Regions from separate parts of the Homo sapiens genome. Here region 2 is linked to region 1. The links are chromatin loops, found by intact Hi-C in ENCODE. Cell type or tissue: ascending aorta. All regions are shown on one strand. Links, peaks and the distances in the headings refer to the core of each region. The heading gives the core; the rest is flanking DNA. Region 1 overlaps UTP14A (UTP14A small subunit processome component). Region 2 has its middle 10 kb from the start of ELF4.

The links. Peaks named below come from ENCODE experiments on the same cell type or tissue, not always from the same donor. Only the 100,000 strongest peaks of a DNase experiment are listed, where the experiment ranks them.
Region 2: a loop joins it to region 1, with 4 times the contacts of the local background. A loop is called at or near these places in 2 of 110 quality-filtered maps.

What each region holds. Positions count from the first base shown.
Region 1 is chrX:129,923,277-129,928,642 of GRCh38, forward strand. UTP14A (UTP14A small subunit processome component) reads left to right here. Exons shown (of 15, transcript NM_006649.4): 12 at 1,519-1,919; 13 at 2,643-2,836; 14 at 2,964-3,063. All of the region lies in intron 2 of LOC105373335 (a long non-coding RNA gene), which reads right to left. Among named protein-coding and RNA genes, the nearest start is that of UTP14A, 20 kb to the left of the region's middle. RefSeq lists a silencer at 2,458-2,507. In ascending aorta, for the core only: a CTCF peak has its summit at 2,551 (motif pointing right); a DNase peak (open chromatin) is centred at 2,555.
Region 2 is chrX:130,117,824-130,123,189 of GRCh38, forward strand. It overlaps a transcript of RAB33A not described here. Among named protein-coding and RNA genes, the nearest start is that of ELF4, 10 kb to the left of the region's middle. RefSeq lists an enhancer at 2,834-2,933 and silencers at 3,084-3,223, 3,213-3,422. In ascending aorta, for the core only: CTCF peaks have their summits at 3,050 and 3,249; DNase peaks (open chromatin) are centred at 2,624 and 3,308; H3K4me3 peaks cover 1,315 bases; H3K27ac peaks cover 3,370 bases.

The DNA.
Region 1 (5,366 bases), core at 239-5,238:
AGGTTTCCCTCCAGACTGTTTTGAGACAGGTCTCTGTCATACAGGCTGGAGTGCAGTGGTGCAACCTCGGCTCACTGCAAGCTCCACCTCCCAGGTTCAAGCAATCCTCCTGCCTCAGCCTGCAAGTAGCTGGGATTACAGGCATATGCCACCACGCCCAGCTAATTTTTGTATTTTTAGTAGAGACAGGGTTTTGCCATGTTGGTCAGGCTGGTCTCAAACTCCTGGCTTCAAGTGAATCACCCATTTCGGCCTCCCAGAGTGCTGGGATTACAGGTGTGAGCCACTGTGCCAAGCCAGCCCCTCCAGACTCTTGAGACTAGTGTTATTTGCTCAGATGTTGCCAGTGAAAGTGTGAGCTACATCCACTGGATAAAGCAGCTACTTCATCCCTTGACTCAGCCACAGCAGATTATGAAATACTGCTTTAAGATATGGAGTAGAAATTCTTGAGTCAAGATGAAAATCCTGGATAGGGTTTTTACAAGCAGTGAAGCATAAATTACAATGAAGTTACATTGAGAAGCCACCTGTTAAAGTGGCTTCCTTTTTTAAAATTTGGAACTTGGGGCAATCTTCCCAAGCAGGGTTTACTGCACGAGGAACTTAAGCCACAGTCCCAGTTATACAGTGGATCATTGGCAAAGCTGGGAATAGGACCCAGGACGTCTGCTTCCAATATGCTACTTTTTTTTTTTTTTTGAGACGTCTTGCCCTGTTGCCCAGGCTAGTATGCAGTGGCACAGTCACAGCTTCCTGCAGCCTTGACCTTCTGGCTCCAGCAATCCTCCCAGCTTAGCCTCCCAAGTAGGTGGGACTACAGATCCACACCGCCATGCCTGGAAATTTTTTGTTGTTGTTGGAGGGGTGGAGGTGGTAGAGATGAGTTCTCACTATGTTGTTCAGGCTGGTCTCGAACTCCTGGGCTCAAGCTATCCTGCCCCCTTGGCCTCCCAAAGTGCTGGCATACAGGCGTGAGCCACCATATCCAACATCTCACATGCTACTTTTTTTTTTTTTTTTTTTTTGAGACGGAGTCTCGCTCTGTCACCTAGGCTGGAGTGCAGTGGCACAATCTCGGCTCACTGCAACCTCTGCCTCCCTGGTTCAAGTGATTCTCCTGCCTCAGCCTCCTGAGTAGCTGGACTACAGGCACATGCCACCATGCCCAGCTAATTTTTTGTATTTTTAGTAGAGATGGGGTTTCACCGTGTTAGCCAGGATGGTCTCGATCTCCTGACCTCATGATCTGCCCGCCTCGGCCTCCCAAAGTGCTGGGATTACAGGTGTGAGCCACCGCACCTGGCCACATGCTACTTTTAATTACCAAACTCCGTTGCCTGCTATGATTAGTGTACTGTCTAGGAGATTCAATGTACAGAATCTTCTTTTCCCCGTTTGTCCTTTTTATAATGTCTTATGTGGTACCTAGCACTTGGTGGGTGCTCAACAAATGCTTACCGACCAGACAACGTACAAACCTCATTTTCTGACAGTTTTCATTCTTTTTTCCCCCAGATTCTGGCAGCCAGGAGGTGCTGTCTGAATTGAGAGTACTATCTCAGAAATTGAAGGAAAACCATCAGTCCAGGAAGCAAAAAGCAAGTTCAGAGGGGACTATTCCCCAGGTCCAGAGAGAGGAACCTGCCCCAGAAGAAGAGGAGCCCCTGTTGCTACAGAGACCAGAGAGAGTACAGACGCTGGAAGAGCTAGAAGAGCTGGGAAAAGAAGAATGTTTTCAAAATAAGGAGCTTCCCAGACCTGTGTTAGAAGGGCAGCAGTCAGAGAGGACCCCAAATAATCGCCCTGATGCCCCTAAGGAGAAGAAAAAGAAGGAGCAAATGATCGACCTACAGAACCTCCTAACCACACAATCTCCCTCCGTGAAGTCTTTGGCAGTTCCCACAATAGAGGAGCTGGTGAGCAGAGCCAGGGTGGTGGGCCATTGTTCAGAAAGTGTCGTTCTTGCGCAAGGAGTAATGAAGCTTTGTTTTGCTGGGGGCACATTTCAGTAGTTTAGAGGTCCAGAATAGTATAGGGCCAGGCTAGTCCCAGTGACGTTTTAATAGATGCAGATATATGGGTGCTGCCAAGACCCCTATTTCCGAAAGCCTGATCCACAAAAACTCCTCTGGGGTGACTCTAAAACTGCTCTCAGAGGTAAGAGGGAGTAACTCAGAGTTCTGACCAGATCCCAGGCAGGACAACTTGAAGGTGAGTCATTGAACTGTTGCGAAAGTTTTATTCAGTGGGATCTCAGATGGTCTAAGACTCCCCAGTTAATCTGAAACTTAAAGTGAAGCGTCCTGGCACCTGTCTTTTCAGGGATATAAGCTGGAGGAAGCCTACAGTCTGGCCACTTAGAGCTCCTGCTGCTAACACGGGCCATTCCTTCCTCCACCCTGCAGCTTCCTTACTGAAAAGTTTAAAATTGTGTCATATGATAATGAGCTAGGGATATTTACCCTAGAGGGAAGAAAATTTGAGCATGATTGGCTGTGCACTGGTTTGTATCGCAAGACCATCATTGTTCAGCACTTCCCCCTAGGGGGCGCTAAAATGTCACGACCCGAAATTCAAGCGTTCTCGCCATGAACCACAGCTCATAAGCCAAGCTGTAGCTCTCGCTTGTTTCTTCCCAGGAAGATGAAGAGGAGAGAAACCATAGGCAGATGATAAAGGAAGCTTTTGCTGGGGATGATGTCATCAGAGATTTCTTGAAAGAGAAGAGGGAAGCTGTGGAGGCGAGTAAGCCAAAGGACGTGGACCTGACACTACCTGGCTGGGGCGAGTGGGGTGGTGTGGGCCTAAAGCCCAGTGCCAAGAAAAGACGCCGGTAAGAATGCCGAAGAAAGTCTGTCAAAAGGGCACCGGGTTCTCCCCTCGCCCTTCGGTGTCCTCCCTACCCTTTTGACTAAGTCCTTAATGCTCCTAGTCAGATGTCCTGTTGTTTTGCTTTCCAGGTTTCTCATTAAAGCCCCTGAGGGTCCTCCAAGAAAAGATAAGAATTTGCCAAATGTGATTATCAATGAGAAGCGCAACATCCACGCAGCTGCTCATCAGGTGAGAGCTTAGAGAGCTCTTTAGCTGCCTGCTTGTTACTGCCTGGCTCTCTTGCTTGAGAGGAGTATTCTAGTGATCTGTAGTCAAGAGAGACGTGTGATCTTGACCGCAGAATCAAATCTGTTGTTTTCACTGAATGGCTGTTAGATTTATCATTTCAGATAGACTACGCTGTTTTAATTACTGGCCAGGAAAAAAGTTTAGAGTCAAGGTAATGCTCAAACAGAGGCTATAAGGTTTAAGCTGTAGCTTAAGAAAAATGAAGACAAACCGGTACTTGTTCAGGAGAATGAGAAGATTGTAAGTTGTGTCACATGATAATGAGCTAGGGATGTTTACAAGAGAAGAAAATTTGAGCGTGATTACGGTGTTCAAGTATATCGAAGGTTATTGTATGAAGTCACATAAAGTAGAAGTTAGAGGACATACAGAATTCAAGGCTGCTCTGGGAGTATGAGAATGTGTAAAGGGGACTCAAGAACGAGATTGGACTAGATGACCTTTATGTTCCCTTCAATTCTGAGATCTGTCCCCAGCCAGTATATTGAAATGAGTTACATTTTTCCCTCGGAAGGAATAAAGAATTAATGGCTACAGAACAGAGGTAAGAAGATACACATTTCAATAACATTCTTTTTGATCTTATTTTGTGAACCAATCACTGCAGAAACTGAATCATAACTACTGCAGTCCCAATTAAACCTATATAACTAGAAAATAGGCAGTTACACGATAAGGGAAGGGGGGAAAGGGTGCTTCAGTGGGCCAGGATTCCAGGTGATGGGTAGAGTATGGAGCTCAATAAAGACCACCCTTCCCTTCCAGGGGTCTGTTTGTTTTTTTAATACAGTCATGGCAAACTGACAAATAGTTTTCTAGGAATCTCCCCTGATTTTCATCTTTTTAATAAGTTACTGCAGGTTCCAACATGCAGTAGAATAAAGTGCTTCAAGGTGCCTAGGGGGGACTTCTGAGACTGAATACTTTGTCCAGGTGTTCTCTTTTTCTGTTGCCCTGGTTGACAAGCACAGATGTAGCCGTCAACCCAAATAAGACATTCCCTTAACTTAAAGAGAATCTGTTTCCTTTGCTACTACCAGGACCACCTGATAGTACTTAGCTTCTCTTGAGTATTCCACTGAATGTTTCCAGAGACTACTGATTTTTGTTTGTTTGTTTTGTTTTCAGATGGAGTCTCACTCTGTCACCCAGGCTGGAATGCAGTGGCACGATCCCAGCTCACTGCAACCTCCACCTCCCAAGTTCAAGCTATTCTCGTGTCTCAGCCTCCTGAGTAGCTGGGATTACAGGCATGCGCCACCACACCCAGCTTATTTTTGTATTATTAGCAGAGACAGGGTTTCACCATGTTGGCCAGGCTGGTCTTGAACTCCTGACCTCAAGTGATCTGCCTGCCTCGGTCTCCCAAAGTGCTGGGATTACAGGTGTGAGCCACCGTACCCTGCCAAAGACTACTGATTTTTACATCCCCATTTTCTGCTTACGTGTTTTCCTCCTTTGGCCACTGGGGAAGTGTTGAAAGATTATTTAATGTCTGAAGGTAGCAATGTGGTGGAGGAGTACCAGGCAAGGAAACAGGAGCTTTGGGTTCTGTTCTCCAATGCTGCTCCTCATTTACTTAGGTCCATCACTTCCCCCCTCTAAGCCAAATCTTCAGGCCAAGGGAGATGACCATTGTCAATATCTAGGGCCTTCCAGCTCTACATTCTGTGGTGCCAAAAGAAGATGAAGCTAAGTGGGCCGGGCATGGTGGTTCACACCTGTAATCCCAGCACTTTGGGAGGCCAAGGCGGGTGGATCACAAGGTCAGGAGATCGAGACCATCCTAACACAGTGAAACCCCATCTCTACTAAAAAAAAAAATACAAAAAAAAATTAGCCAGGCATGGTGGCAGGCCCCTGTAGTCCCAGCTACTAGGGAGGCTGAGGCAGGAGAATGGTGTGAACCTGGGAGGCGGAGCTTGCAGTGAGCCGAGATCACGCCACTGCACTCCAGCCTGGGAGACAGAGCGAGACTCCATCTCAAAAAAAAAAAAAAAAAAAAAAAAAAGATGAAACTAAGTGTAACGGCCTGGTAGAGTTCAGGATTCGGGTTCCTTAAAACATCAATCCTGGCCAGGCGCGGTGGCTCACGCCTGTAATCCCAGCACTTTGGGAGGCTGAGGCGGGTGGATCACGAGGTCAGGAGATCAAGACATCCTGGCTAACACGGTGAAACCCCGTCTCTACTAAAAATACAAAAAATTAGCCGGGCGTGGTGGTGGGCACCTGTAGTCCCAGCT
Region 2 (5,366 bases), core at 280-5,279, 190 kb after region 1:
CTGCTGGCCCAACACCTGTCCTGTGTCATCTCTTTGACCTCTGATGTGTCCTCAGAGTGAAGCTGGGGAGGCCCTGGCCTTAGCTGATCTCCCCACAGCCCGGTGCAGGCGGACCAAGATTGTCAACACAGGGAGGTTTTGCCGGAGTGAGCACAAAGTGAATTTCTGCAGGCCCTTGAGTGTGCTGGGGGATGGGGACACAAGTAGCCATCAAGCTGACATCTCTTCCTCAGATGGAGAAGAGACCCAGGGGAAGGGAGGGGCCTCCAGTCACACTGCACGGGGCTCTACGTATTATATAAAGTGAATGCCACTGCCCGGAAGTGTGCAAGCAGGTGGCAGTAAAGCCAGATTCAGGAGAGTTGGGGAGGGCACTTGGAGAGGAGAGATCAGGAGGGGCTCAGACTGGGACACCACAGGGGACCATGGGGCCTGGCCCCAGATATCCAGGACTAGGGATGAGGTAGGATGGGGGATTGTCTATGAGGGGAACTCATCAGCCCCCAATTTCATCCACTCTGCATCCTCCCAAGGGGCAGGCCTGGGCTGAGGTTTGTACCAGGAGGTAGACAATTCTGCTCTTTGGGATTGCCACAATCCACTGAGAAGTGAGGACAGGCCTGAAACATTTGCTAGACAGAGGCATAGCAGAGGCCCAGTGGAAATGCAGCCACTCTTCAGTTTCCCCACCCTGCCCCCACATCGGGGTTGAGGGTTGTTGTTGTTGAATGCAGAAAAATATAACAATGTGTATAAAGGTGCAGTATGAGTCACTTCACGGAATGTCTAGGCCCCTTTGCTGGCAGCAAACAAGCTTTCCAGCCCTCTTTTGAGGAAGCCATCCAACTCGGCGGCTGCTGCTGGTTTGTGTGTGTGAGGGTGTATGAGTGTGCATGTGGGTCTGTGTGCAACATGGCTCTCTGGGCCTTGCCTGCCTATGTGCGTGTCTGTGTGGGTCTCACAGATGTGAGTGAGGGCATAACTGTGTTCGGGGTGTGCATGTGTGTGCATATGCCTGTGTGTGTGTGGGCTCAAGTCTTGGATGTCGGGTCCCCTCGTGCATGCATGTGTGTTCGTGGAGGGCATGTGCACATGTCTGTCTGCAAAGCAGTATGGTATGTGAGCCTGTGCGTCTCAGGATGTCTACGTGTACATTTTTTCCTCGTCGCTGCCAAATTATCTTCCCATCTCTCCCCTCACGAAGAGAAGGGCTGACCGAGGGGAGCTAGCAGTCCAAGACGGAGGTGGCCAGGGACGGGAGAGGGGCTGGAGGGAAACCAAAGCAATTCCACTCTTCGGAGGAATGTGTCAGCCAAGGATGAAACTGAAACCGAGACAGCAGCTCAAAGGCACCAGACCCTGGGATCGTCCAGGGGCTTCGGTTCCTCCCACTCCCCCACCCCCTCCAGCCAGCTGTGGAGATTAGTCAGCCCAAAATTCCCATCTCTGCAGCCTTAACTTGGGGTTGAGTTTGTGATGCTGAGTTAGAACTTGGACCCGTGGTTAGCACGTGACCCCATTAGCTCCCATTATCACATTAACACAAATTAGTTTATCAGATCCTCTCCTGGTCACCTAGGGGGGCTTGGGGAAGAGCTCACCGCTCAGGTCCTGCTCTGGGAGAAGAAGCCAGCGCCGTGGCATCAGGAGAGGGCAGAGGCTGAGACTGCAGGTCAGATTGGGGACAGAAAGAGGGGGCAGGGGGACGTCAAGCTTTGCTGATCTGATCTTTCTCCTCGATGGTGCTCTGGGAGGAGACACCTTGGGGAGGGGTCTGGTAGAAAGGAGGGGGCTTCCAGGAATAGCTGGGCACCGCCCTGTAGGAAAAAGGCCCGGGCTCTGAGGTCTGGGCGGGAGACAGGCGGTATTTCTCCTGGCACACAGTGAGACCTGGGAACGTTTAGGATCCTTTGGATTCCCCCCGCCCCTTCCCTTTCTTTATGGGAAGTCTTTAGATGACTTTCTCAGATGGTTTTGCACACCCTGAAAGCAGGAGAACTGGATGGACTGAGAGGGGAGGAGAGGCACCCAGAATGCTAACACGGGGTGCAGCTTTTATTTCTTGGCACAGAAAAGAGGGACACACTCTGCCCATAGATTTTATATGTCAAGTTGTATCACAGAAGTGGCCACTCTAGCTTCTGGAAAGGGCGAGGTTGGAGCCCTCAACAACTTTTCCCCACAGGTTCTGGCCACAAGGTTATTTTTGTGCCTTGATATTCTCAATATGTTAACTAAACAGCCACCTCATAACCACCAAGCACCACGAGGATGTCCAAGGCAGCATCATGGCTTCTAGAGCTCAGGGCCTGCAAGGAGTTAGGACACGAAGTTCTATCTATGAAGACAGAGGTTGCAAGTTTGAGCCCCAGATAAGCCCTTAGTTTTTTGTTTTGTTTTTTTGTTTTTTGTTTTTTTTTCTTTTTTCCTTATATAGCTGCAGAAGACCGGATTGACAAGCACGGACCACCTAACTGTCCCTCTAGATCCGGACTTAAGCAGAGCCTCTACCTCTCATGTCGGCCGAGCCGAGTCTCAGGCTGCGCCCCAGCCTTGGCCACAGTCTGCATCCCCTGTGCTGGAGATGCGTTCTAAGTCTCATGGGAGCCAGGCTAGAGAGTGGCTGTTCAGGGAAACCCACCCCCAACGCCCCAGACACGACTCAAAGTTTCCATTCTACTGCCTGCGGGTCAAGAGCGCCATCCCCAGAGAGCAAAGACCGCCCGAAACTGCAATTCCTTTGCTGAAGTTAGGAGCCGCCCGGGGCTCTGTGGGGCCTGCGAGGTGGCTCGAGGGACTTTGCAGAAGCGCGCAGGAACCAGCCCCCGACCTGGGGCGCTCGGCCGCGGGGCTGATCTCCGTACTCTCCCGCCAGTGGGGTGGGAGCGCGTCCTTCTCTCGAGTTCGGGGACGGCCTGAGAAGCAGCGGGGGCTGGTGGCCTTTTTCTCGCTACCCCCTTTCTAGGCTCGCGCGCCTTCCAAGCCCGGATCCTGGTGGGGCTGAGCGTGCCCACCCGCCCAGCAGTGCGCCCGGGCGCCTCTGCAGCGCCACCTGCACGCGGAACGCGGCGGCGGCGGCGGGAACTGTCGTCCAAGGAGGAGCAGCAGGAGGAGGAGATATCGGCTCCTCTGCCCCCAGCTTTCCTCGCTGGCACGCGGCCTCCCTTCGCCGCCTCAGCCCCAAGCGGCCTGACCAGCCCAGCCCCAAGCCTTGTCCCGCGCCCTGCCCGGCGCAGGCAGCCAGCGCCCCGAGCTTCCACTCCTGCTGCTGCGCTCTGAGCGGCCTCCTGCCCTGGGCGCCTCTTCTGGGGAAGCAGTGAAGTCACACTGGGCCGGATCCGCTGACTCATGAGAATGAGACTCTTCCCCGGTCCCCGGCACACCCTTTGAAACTTCCCCTCAATCCTTTCTTTTTTTTCTTTTCTTTTCTTTTTTTTTTTTTTTTTGGCGGAGTCTCGCTCTTTCGCTCAGGCTGCAGTGGCGCGATCTTGGCTCACTGTAACCTCCGCACCCCACCCCCGGGTTCAAGCGATTCTCCTGCCTCAGCCTCCGGAGTAGCTCGAATTACAGGCGCCCACCACCACGCCCAGCTAACTTTTGCATTTTTAGTAGAGACAGGGTTTCACCACGTTGGCCAGGCTGGTCGCGAACTCCTGACCTCAGGTGATCCGCCCGCCTCAGCCTCCCAAAGTGCTGGAATCCTTTCTTTCTGCTCCCGCCTCCCCTCTTCCTCCCGTCCCGACAGGCGAACTGGAGCGGCTCTGGGCTCCCCGGGAAGGATTCGGTGGGGCAGCTGGGAGGGCGGTGGCGCGTGGGAGTCCCCGTGGAGATCTCCGCGCCCCTGTTCCAACCTGGCCACCTGTGCTGTTCTAGGGGTGCACAGGGAATGCCCAGGAGGGAATTGCATGTTTGCAAGATTGGGCAAAGCTCTCACTAAGGTATCCTTTTGTAATTAGCCACTGCATTCAGGGAGTGCCTGCCCAAGGGAAGGGGTCTGGGGATCCCCTTCCCTCTTCAGAACCTTGGGACTGCCTGAGGAGTTCACCTGGAAGCTGGTGGCTCTTCTTTAGAACCACCTGTTCCAATGAACAAGTGAGAACATGGGCTTGCTTCAGGCGGGATTTGGAACAGCTTCTGCCACTGAAGGGACAAGTGTGGAGTGTTCTGAGCCTTGAGCTGTTCTGGACCCCAGCAGCAAGTCGAGCCGATCATCTGAGAGGTCACTGGCCCTTTCTCCTGGAACTTGATAGTGGACCAGTTCAGGATAGGGTGGGGGTGACTTGGAGGCCCAGGAGTCCGGGTTTTCATACCACCCCCTTGTGACACTAATTTGAGGACAGTGGAAGGGATGAGAGGATTGGATTGTCTCATCACCTCTCCACTGGGGTGGGAAACCAGAATCACACCCTGGTTGCTTAGAATATTAGTTTCAACAAGGTGCCTAAGGGCCTCAGGCCCAGGCCAGGGAAGGCTTCAAGCTAGAGGAGCCCTGCTGGCCTCTGAAACACCTAAAGCTCCCCTTTCCTTCCAGAGGGGCATAGTCCGTAAGCATCCTTTCCCACCTAGCAAATCATGGTACTGGATTGGCATTGTTTGCCTGTATGCACTTTCCTTTTGTCTGTATGATAAGAGCCAAAGCTGGGTGTTGAAGTTTGCAAGCTTCCTGACTTGCTTGTCACTGCACTTCAGGGCACGGCTCTGCCAAGGCCATGGTCAATATGGAAATGGCCATGGACTAGGAGCAAGGGGGGGTGGGAGGTAGAAGGGCTGGTCTCAAGGCTTGGGCTTATATAGCATGAGGGAGCTTTTCTGAGCTCCTACCTTGGTATTAGGTTGAAAGCCTGGGTTATGATGGCTGTCCACACAGCAGCTCTGTAGGGCATGTTTGTTGGGGATTGGGAGCCTGTAGGAATGTATGTGCTAGGATCATGGCTGACAACAGTCCCACTGTCAAGCCTTCCTTGGGGGAAATTCTGGATTTGAAGCCAAACTTTAGCTTAGGGGCTGAAGGATGACCTGTTTCATGGAACCCAGTTTCGAGGCTGTGAAACTCTCCATGGAGAGGAAATAAGACAATGTACAATGTACAATTTCTAGGGGTCCCAGGTCCAAATGTAACTGGGTAGGTCAAAGAAAAATAAACTATAAACAAAAGCCATAAACTAAAAACAAAAACCAGCAAAACCTGTACATCTAGTAGAGCCAAAGGGACAGCAGAGGCATGGGGAGATGGCTGCCAAGGGCTTTGGGTTCCATTGGCAGCCTCTCTAGACCTTAGAGGTAAACAGCAACTGAGAGATGGAGAGATGAAGAAAGTCCCATGCAAACACTGAAAGACTGTTGCAGACAAAGGAGGTCAGGGCTGA